Regions from separate parts of the Homo sapiens genome. Here region 1 is linked to region 2. Evidence: read pairs that join two places in POLR2A ChIA-PET (ENCODE). Cell type or tissue: MCF 10A. All regions are shown on one strand.

Region 1 (5,000 bases), 140 kb before region 2:
GAACACTGGGGGAAACCTAATTTCCTAGGCCCTTACCAAAAACTTCTGGCTATGTACTCCCCGCCTTAAAAGACAAGCTCATTTTAAAGAGACAGCCCCCCTCATTACGCCAGCCCATGGTTCTAAGTGCAGGGACCAAGGGGCAAGAAGGTAAAGACATTATTCAGAGACAGAAACTCCAAAACCAGGTTGGATTTAAGGAACATGCCATAGTAGATCCCTGTTCTAATTGACTAGCCTGTTGAATTTCTAAATATCGAATAGTCTGGCCTCCCTCTGAGATTCTAAAGGTTATTTCTAGAGACTCCTCAAACCCTGCAAACAGGCTTGTCATAGATTGTTCAACTTCTAAAGTAATCTCCAGACCCCAAAGCCTGCACCAAAAGAAAATGGGATACTGCTCCCCAGCAGCTCTTCCTGAACTTAGGTAAATTCACGGGGAAGATTGCCATGGCCTCATTTTAGCCTGCCTCTGGCCCCAGCCCCAGTGCTGCATTCTCAGCAGTGAATCAGGCACTGCATTTTCATTCCCATCTGACTTATGTGTCCAATTCAGAATTGATCCACAATGTGCAAAAGAAGAAAAGTGAGTAATTAAGCTCTGCTCCAAACCCCAGCACTGAGGAGTTGGTATTTTATCCTGCAGGCCTTAAGGAACAGTGAGGGCTTATCACCAGTTTTAAGCAGGTTTAATGCAGATAAGACTTGTGGTGTGTTTTGTAAAGGTAATGGCGGCAGCAATGGTAGATTGGTAGGGAAAGGGTAGGACTGAAAATGAACCTAAAATTAGTAAGCAACAGCAATTTAAAAAATAACTAATATAGGTTTGAACTAACAGAGTTGCAATGACTATGGCATAGCATTAAGGGATACCAGAGAGTATGCAGACAATGGAAGAGGTTGCCAATATCAGAAATACAGCAAGAGGAACTCCTCCTATAAGATAGCACGAAGATTAAACTATGTAGACTGTAAATGGATGCAAGTCCCTTGTTTTGTTTTTGTTGGAGGGACGGAAGAAGCAGACAGCTGGAATTCTGTCTGAAACAGAAAGAAAGATTTTTAAGTATTAAATACTTGTTTATTTTTCACTTGAAAAGGATTTGTACTGAAAATTGTCAAGATGTATAGGTGCTCTTAAGGGATTTGGGCAACACATACACAAAAGAATGCCTTGGTTACCTACTGATATGCAGCCCATGGGCCCTTACACCTTAGCACGTGTTTGGGAGCCTCTAGGTCCACTGCACAAGGTTTTAGGCTAGAAAATGAGGCTAATTACATTCTTTCTGAGTTCCTTTTCACCTGGATGAGAGCATAGTGTGAAGTGATTCTAAAGGACTTAAGAGACAATATAAACAGATCAGAAAAACTGAAATCAAAATATATTTTAATAATTTATAAAAGCTAGAAGCGATGATTACTTGCCCAACGGAGTTGGCATCAGCCTTAGTCCTTCAACATCCCTTCCCTCACTAAGATTCTATGAAATACTGTGTTCCTCTAAATGCTATACCTTTCCTTCTTTGCCACCGCTTCACATTAATCCCTAAATAGTGTTCAATAAATGCCCATTGGTCTCTCAGGCAAATGTTGATTCAATGTGGCAATTGTAGTCCATCTATCACATAGTGTCTATGCAAGGATTGAATGAAATTTTGCAGGTTAAGAGCTTAGCTTAGTTCCTGGCATATAATAAGCACTCGCAGATGATGGCTATCTTCAACTACATATAGCATTGAAAATTGTAATTTTAGCTACAAAATAAGTTGGCAAAATGACACTTTTATTATTGTAAGTATCTGGTAACCCACCCATTTTCACTCCAGTTTCTACTTCTTTGTGCTTTGATTGCCCAAAATTAAGTATTAAAATTAAATTTATCAAAGAATTTGAAGACTTAGATGCTTACATTTTAAAAAATACCATAATGATAATCAAAATCCCACCCAAGCATTCTTTGGCTAAGTCCGAGATTGTTATTCACTAGCACAGTTATGCTCCTAATCCTTTGCAAAGAGCAAAACTTCTTTCTCATAATCAGGGCTAAGGCTTAAAGTTCTTTCCCAGAACTGCCTTGAAGTTCTTTCTTCAACTTGGCCAGCTGCACTTGAATGCGAGATTTCCGCCCTAGAAAGAATGTAGTTATGTCCAAGTGGGATGAGTCATTGAATTCTAAGCACAAAATATTTTATCTGTTTAAGAGGAGCAGTGGAGAGTTCCTTTTTTATGGTGAAACAGTGCTTGAAGCAGGCCAGGACGAAAGCCATCCCATCTCATCCCATTTCCTCTTTTCCATGCCTTGCAACTGTGAAAGGGAGGGAAGAATTGACAAGAAACTATTTGAACTCTGGCCATAGGCCACTTGGCTTTGTAGATTTACCAAGTAATCTTGGCAAATAAGAAAAAGTCCTTGAGTAATAGTATGGAACATTAAGCCCCTCAGGGATGCTCATTAAATGCTTGCTGGCTGTGTGTAGAAGTCTTAAGCCCCATCAAGTCATGCTGCCCTATTGATAACCCTAGACTACATCACACCTCCACTTTCTTTAGACTCTGTATAGGAAGTTATGACACTATTTTTGAAATTTGCAACAGTTTATTAGCACTCCAGCATTAACTATATGAAGATGAGTTTTCACTGAGTAGTTTGTTGAGAGAAGGACATTTTCAGATGGACATATGAATACGTGAATCACTCAGGTTTTCTTTTTGAAATAACATTGCTGAGAATGAGCCCATTTCATCTTGTCAATGCTCTTCTTCATATTTAATCATTGCATTTACCTTCAGAAAGGTAAAGGAGATAATATTAATTCCAGTTGATACAATCATGTAACAGGCATTTAAGGAACACCTACTATATGCAAGCTACTCTACTAGGTACTCCAGGGAATACGAAGCTGAGTAACACTCAGTCCCTGCTGTCCAGTGGCTTTTAATAGCAGAGGAAAGACAAAACAAAAGCACATATAACTACAATACAAAGTGGACTAAGAAAAGATTTTGATTGTTATGTACAAACTGATGGGAAAGCATCAAAGGATTGTTGTATGCAGGAGAGTGACATGATTATAACTGCATTTTAGAAAAATCACCCTGGCCAGGCATAGTGGCTCACACCTGTGATTTCAGCACTTTGGGAGGCCGAGGAGGACAGATCACTTGAGTTCAGGAGTTCGAGACCAGCCTGGCCAACATGGTGAAACTCCATCTCTACCAAAAATACAAAATTTAGCCAGTTGTGATGGTGTGTGCCTGTAGTCCCAGCTGCTGGGGAGGCTGAGGCAAGAGAGTCACTAGAACCTGGAAGACAGAGGTTGCAGTGAGCTGAGATTGCACCACTGTACTCCAGTCTGGGTGACAGAGCTAGACTCCATTCTCAAAAAAACAAAAAAGAAAAATCACCCTGCCAGAAGGATGATGGGATAGATTGAAAGGGAGCAAGCAAGGCAAACAGCATTAGGAAGTTTGAAGTCCCATGATCTTCAAGCTGGAGGCCCAGGAAAGCCAGTAGGTAAGTTCTAGTCCAAGGACAGGAGAAGACCTATGTCCTACCTCAAGCAGTCAAACAGAGAGGGGGTATTCAACCTTCTCCCTTTTGTGTCCTATTTGGATCTCAATGGATTAAACAATGCCCACCTACACTGAAGAGGGACATCTGTTTTATTCAACCCACTAATTCAAATGCTAATGTATTATGGAAACATGCTCACATACACACCCAAAAATAATGTTTAACCACATATCTGGGCATCCCATGGCCTAATCAAGCTGACACATAAAATTAACCATCACAGGAAGCTACTGTAATAATAGAGGTAAGATATGAAAGAGGCCTAACCTAAGGTAAAGAATACAGAGGAAATGCAGGAAATGTATTAAAAGATTTCAGTGAGGGAAAATGAATAGGCCTGGGTGGCAAATGATTGACTGATGTGTGGCAAATGATTGATTGATGGGTAGCAAGTGACTGATGAGGGATGCTGAAGGAATATGAGATAGAGCCAAGACCTCTACCTTTGGCAGCAGGGTGGGCTCACTGCAGGAGAGCATGGCAGAGATGCAGAAAGGCATCTGGGTGAGGCCGATAGGAGCACTAGAAGTGCTCAGGGAACAAGGACAGCACTCTGATGGAGAGTGGGGTATACATAGTAGGAGGATGGCAGAGGAGGTTGGAAGAGGAAGCTGAGCACCTGCAATGGTCAAGTTTTGGAGTTAACTTAACCCGATTAAGGGATACCTAGTTAGCTGGTAAAGCATTGCTTCTGAGGGTGTCTGTGAGGGTGTTTCTGAAGGAGATTGGCATGTGAGTCTGTGAACCGAGTGGGTAAGATCCCCCCTCAATGTAGGCGGGCACCATCTGATTAGTTAGGGGTCCAAGTGGAACAAAAAAATGGAGGAGGGGCAAATATTTTCTTTCTCCTGCAGATCCAGGATGTCCCTCTCCTGCCCTTGGGCATCAGAACTCCACATTCTCTGGCTTTTCGACTCCAGGATTCACACAGGTGACCCTGGGTACTCAAGCCTTCAGCCTCAAACTGAGAATTATACCATCAGCATCCCTGGTTATGAGGTTTTAGGCTGAGCCACACTATCTACCTCCCTGGTTCTCCAGCTTGCAGAGGGCCTGTGTTGGTACTTCTCAGCCTTCATAATGATGTGAACCAATTCCCCCAGTAAATCCCTTCTCACATGTATATATGTATAGGTTCTATCTCTCTGGAAAACTCTGACTATTACAGCACTTTGAATGCCAAGCACAGAGGTTAGACTTTAATTCAGTGAGCAATGGAGAGGCTTTTAAGCCATAGAACAATGTGATTGAAGCTGTTCTTTTGGAAAATTAATCTGATCAATGAAGAGGCCTAGATTCCAAAAGGTTAATTGCTAAGACACCTAGTTAGTGCAGAGATGGGACTAAAATGGAAGTCTTCAGACTCCTGGCCTATTTTGTGCAATGAGGAAGAACATTGCCTACTTCATAGAATTCTAAATAT
Region 2 (5,000 bases):
TAAAGAAATCAATCAGCAAATTATAAGACAAAATGAATTAAGTGCTAAGTGGTTAAAAACGCAAGTTCTGAGTCAGAATGCTGGGCTCAAATCCTTCTTTGCCACTTACTAGCTGAGTAAACTTACGTACAGAGAATAGAGTCGCCTCAAGCAACAGGAGATTTTGAGTAGGGATCCTGTGATAGATAATTTTATGTGACAACTTGGTTAGGCTATGATGCCCAGTTGTTCAGCCAAACACCAGTCTAGATATTACTGTGAAGGTATTTTTAAGATGTAATTATATTTAAATCAGTAAACTGATTAAAACAGATTACCCTGCATAATGTTATGGGCCTTATTCAATCAGTTGAAGGTATTAAGAAGAAAAACGGAGGTTTCCCAAAGAACGGATTCTTCTCAAGACAGTAACATAGAAACCCTTCCTGGGACTGAGTTTCCAGCCTGCTGCCCTGCAGAATTTGTACCCAGGACTGCAACATCAACTCTTACCTGAATTTCAAGAATCCAAGCCCTACAAATTTAAGACTTTCAACTCCCCAAAAATCATGAGTCAATTTCTTAAAATAAATACCTCTCTCAATAGATAAATACATATATAAAGATATATATAAAACACATGCTATATGTATATAATCATGATATATAACATTATACAATATATAATTATATTCTAATATAAAATTTACAAATATATAATCATACATATAATATTGATTCTGTTTCTCTAGATAACTCTGGCTAACATAGATATATACTAGGGAACCCAGGAGAAGTCAACAGTCCTGCCTTACATAGAAAACAAATGCTTGAGTCAGGCTCATGGAGACAGGACCAATCAGATACCCATTCACCTAGAACCTCAGCAGCAGGAGTGTGTGGCTTCTCATTCTAGGGCTTTGCCATCAAAGTGGCTCTGCAAATTCCTTTGAGTCTCTTTTATTTTCTTGGAGCTACAGACTGGCTCGTCATATGCCAATCTGTTTGTCCATTCTCTGCCTTGCATCTTCTGCTCACTCTTAGTTTCTGCTTCCTCAGAAAGTTTCATTTGGTCTGTTGTGACCCTCATGGCCTAAAACTACTCCATGGCTTTTCTCTGAGCAATCTTTCAGCTTCAGCTCTCGTGGCTGGCTGCTTCCCTATCATGATAATTCACAGATCACATTACCCAGAGAAGTCAGTTGGCATAGTTCATTTTGGGGGCCATATCATGGTTTAGGTCTCTGGGTAGCCTAGGAATTGGCTTCCCTTGGGACCCATCTCTGGGACAATTAAAGACGAGAGTCATAGATGCCAAGCATGGCCATCTGGGACTGTTTCTTCCTGGAAAACTGTAAAAAGCTGCCTTGGAAGAAGCTGTGAGTCCATGATGACATGTCTACAAAAGAGGAAAATGATACGGGCAGTAAAGCGAGCAGCCACGAGATGATGACCAGCATAGGAGCTCTCAGCCCACCCTTGCAAAGGGAGCAACTGGCACCACCAATGGCTGTAACAGCGACCACTTCTTACCTATACTCGGTTCTTCTCAGGAACAGGGAATATTTGAAAGTTCCATTGGTTGCAATAATGAGAGAGATTGAGTCAGATGATGGCAGTAGTCATAGAGTTCTTATGAATAATATTCACATACTAGTCAAGCATTCGTAGTATTCTGGTGAGCCCTATTATTTTATATTATTTGTACCTTATTAGATTGGGGAGCCTGAAGAAATGCTTATGCTTTTGCGGGGAGGTGGTATTTCACCAGAAGCAGTCCAAATTCTGGTGCAATGTTGTTTTACACCATAGACTAACTTCCCTTTCTGGAATTCAGCTCTTTGATAATAGGGAAAATTAAAGTAAGACTTCTAAATGATCTCAGTGGTATCAGTGTGGGCCCTTACAGATCACATCTGTTTGGGAAATATTGGGAAATACTGCTGGACTACTACGTAGCAAGGATATCACTAAGTAGGCTGATTTTACAGCATCTGGGTTGGTACCGAGATGTACCTTCCAGTACTGGAGCCACTCATTGTATGTGGCTAATTACATGTAAGTGAAATTAAATCAAATTAAGTTACAAATTTAGTTCTCAGTTGCATTAGCCACATTTCAAGTGCCCAATAGCCACATTGGGCAAACAGGCTATTATATTGAACTGTGCAGATTTAGAACATTTCCACCATCACAGAAACGTCTATTGGACGGTACTAGTATGGCACGCTCACTGTGATATTGAGGGTAAAGGAATGGGAACACAGTCTTACCAGAGCTTCCCTTACAGAATGATGAACTTAGATTTCTAGGAACATACTTGTGGAGAGAGCTGCCAGGAAAGGGATTTATAAGTCCCTCACCTCAGATACTGAATTTTTAAAGAAGCTGATCCATTTCTTAGGAAGTGAAATGAATGTGCTGGAAGATATGGCCAAAGCACCAGAGCATGAAATCACCCTGCAGTCCCAAGCCCCATCGTGTCATGAGGAAGGTGTGCCCAGATACTGGGGTACAAGTGGAGTGCATAATTCAACAGTCCCTTAGAGAAGCCATGAAAATCAGAAAATTGGTGATTTTCTAAAGAAAACCTGTACCAGTTCCTGAGAAACAGATTTTTGGTAGCTGGCTAAAACATATACTTTAGATGAAGGATGGTGAGTTTAAGGGAAGAAAACCACAGAGTTCCATAGTTTGGGCGTCCTGTGGAATGCAGCCAGGTTCTTGGGCAATACTGAGGATTCATACTCAGGTGTTGCATGCTGTGGGAAACTTAACCACTTAGGCAGCACAAAGAAAAAAGACTAGACACATTAGCATAAAGAGTGTAAGAGGACTTGGTAAGTAACGAGCTGGGAGGGCTTCCAGGCCTACTATCACCAGAGTTGACAGTTACAACAAGAACAATTACCCCAGGACTCCACCAAGGTCAGAGGGGACAAGGGGGCAACAAGGTTCCCACATTTGAGCCTCAGACTTCACATTCTTTTCTTGTTTAGTCAACAGTATTATGAGTCACATTCTTTTCCTTTATTAACTTTCTCATAATGGGAAAATAACTATCTACATTTAATAATTATAGACTCCAGGAATATTTATTTTACTCCTTTCATTGTAATCTTTATCAGTCAAGTTCTTTTAACCTATTGGATTAGAAACCAGTGGCCAATAGTAAGTAAAGCCCATAATTACATACATTCCAGTTTGCTGCCAATGGCTCCAGTTCACATTGTTGTCCAGAAGTTATGGTCAATAGTGCCCCATTTCACTCATAAAAGCCCAAGTTTGGACAATAAATAATGCAGTCACCTACTCATAATGCTATTCCCTAAGTATGTTCCAAAATGCCAAGGGCAAGATGTGTTGTTTTTCCAAGGCTGGCGGTTTTAATACCACCATCTCAGCAAGGTCAGCTTGGGTGGAAGACATGACTTCACCAGGTCAGCACTGCTCACCATTTTCAAAGCTACTCCATTTTTATGCCTTTTTTTAACCTCTCTGTACTTCTCAAATTCAATTTTAGTGCCAATTTTGTTTAGCACAGTCTTCTTCCTGTCCATTCTTCAAGATTTTTATTTTCCCTTTGGCTTTCTATTTTCTTATCTCGGTTGTCTATTTTTCTACATTTACTGTAATGTGTGCTTTCTATTTGTGGCTTCTTTCTTCCCACATTCAATTTGTCTGTCATATTTTAAATGACTATGTTTGAGTAAATGATAGCATTTCACAAGTATCCACTGGTAGAATGAGCAACATCTGATAACTAACCTTTTTATTCTACCTCATATCTATTGAACTTTAGCCTGATAGGTTAAACTTCCTAGTGCTTTCAAAAATAACTGAAAAGTAGTAGCCTGCTGATAAATAGCTATCCATCAGCCCCAGGGGAGTTAGGGCCAGGAGGGGTCCTGATTTGCAGTGTTTGCTGATTTCCATGGTATAAATACCCTCATCGTGGACAATTTTAGCCTACAACCTAACCTCAACCAGTTAGCAAAATGTGTAAAAATGGAACAGTTGTCTGTGATGTGCCCGTGTGACATAGTTCTCACAGGTCACTGCAAAACCCTTGGCAGAGATATGGAACATAAAGTCCTAAAAAGCAAATTGCGTAATAAATAATTATTCTAAGTGTGTGAATTCTGAATTATCATAAAAGAAAAATAAGCCTATATCTAACAAATAACATATAAGATTCTATGTGAAAACTAGAAAAGTCAATAGGAGCTATTTCTGGTATATAAAAGTACCAATGTGGTGAGTTAACTGGGTTCTAATTCCCCTTGCTACCCACCAAAGATCATTCCCAAATCGCAAACACATTATTATGTGAGGATAGTACTCCAGGCTCCATGACTGCCACACTAAAGCAAATCCATGGGCCAGCAAACTTCCATGAGCTGGAACTGAGCCTCCAGGCAGAAAGGAAAAAAAAAAAAAAAAAAAATCAGACACTTTCAGAGCTGTACATCAATGCACTAGCTATTGAAAATCCTTTGGCAGTCAGCAAAAGTTATAAGATTGCCTTTTCTCTGTTCTAAGAGATTGCAGAAGGCCTAAAGTTTACATTTGGGATCAGTGATTTTTTTCACAGATCTAAGCACTATTTCTATTCAAAGCCAATTTACAGCTTTGTTTAGTCCTAGTGGCTTAATATATAATAGAGAATAAAGCAGGTTAGAAGTAGGAAAAGCCCTTTGAGGCATAAATAATTTAAGCATTACTCACATCAATTCAAATGCTTTAATCAAATGTAAGAGATTCTACACAGAATTCACTAACTAGACACACCAGTAAAAGGCAAAATAAATATTTTCTAGAGAATGTTCTGTCGCAACACAGCATTACCTCCAAACTAAAAATATTTGGCCTGTGGGAAAAAGCCTAAAGGCTGAAAATTTACTGACTCCAAATTTATTAAGGTAATCATAGGTGTCTCAGTCACATATATTATTGTGGATTTAAAAAAAAAATCCTTATGCTAAAATGTGGGCAGGGCACAGTGGCTCATGCCTGTAATC

Evidence for each region. ChIA-PET counts read pairs that join two places held together with the same protein. Peaks named below come from ENCODE experiments on the same cell type or tissue, not always from the same donor. Only the 100,000 strongest peaks of a DNase experiment are listed, where the experiment ranks them.
Region 1: POLR2A ChIA-PET joins it to region 2 with 6 read pairs; 2 of 35 experiments call an interaction of 5 or more read pairs at or near these places.

The regions. Positions count from the first base shown.
Region 1 is chr13:76,709,529-76,714,528 of GRCh38, forward strand. It overlaps LOC105370265 (a long non-coding RNA gene), which reads right to left. Exons shown (of 4, transcript XR_001749923.2): 4 at 2,580-2,787. Among named protein-coding and RNA genes, the nearest start is that of KCTD12, 170 kb to the right of the region's middle. In MCF 10A, no CTCF peak of the experiment used is centred here; a DNase peak (open chromatin) is centred at 2,133.
Region 2 is chr13:76,850,359-76,855,358 of GRCh38, forward strand. No RefSeq gene overlaps it. Among named protein-coding and RNA genes, the nearest start is that of KCTD12, 34 kb to the right of the region's middle. In MCF 10A, no CTCF peak of the experiment used is centred here; a DNase peak (open chromatin) is centred at 2,723.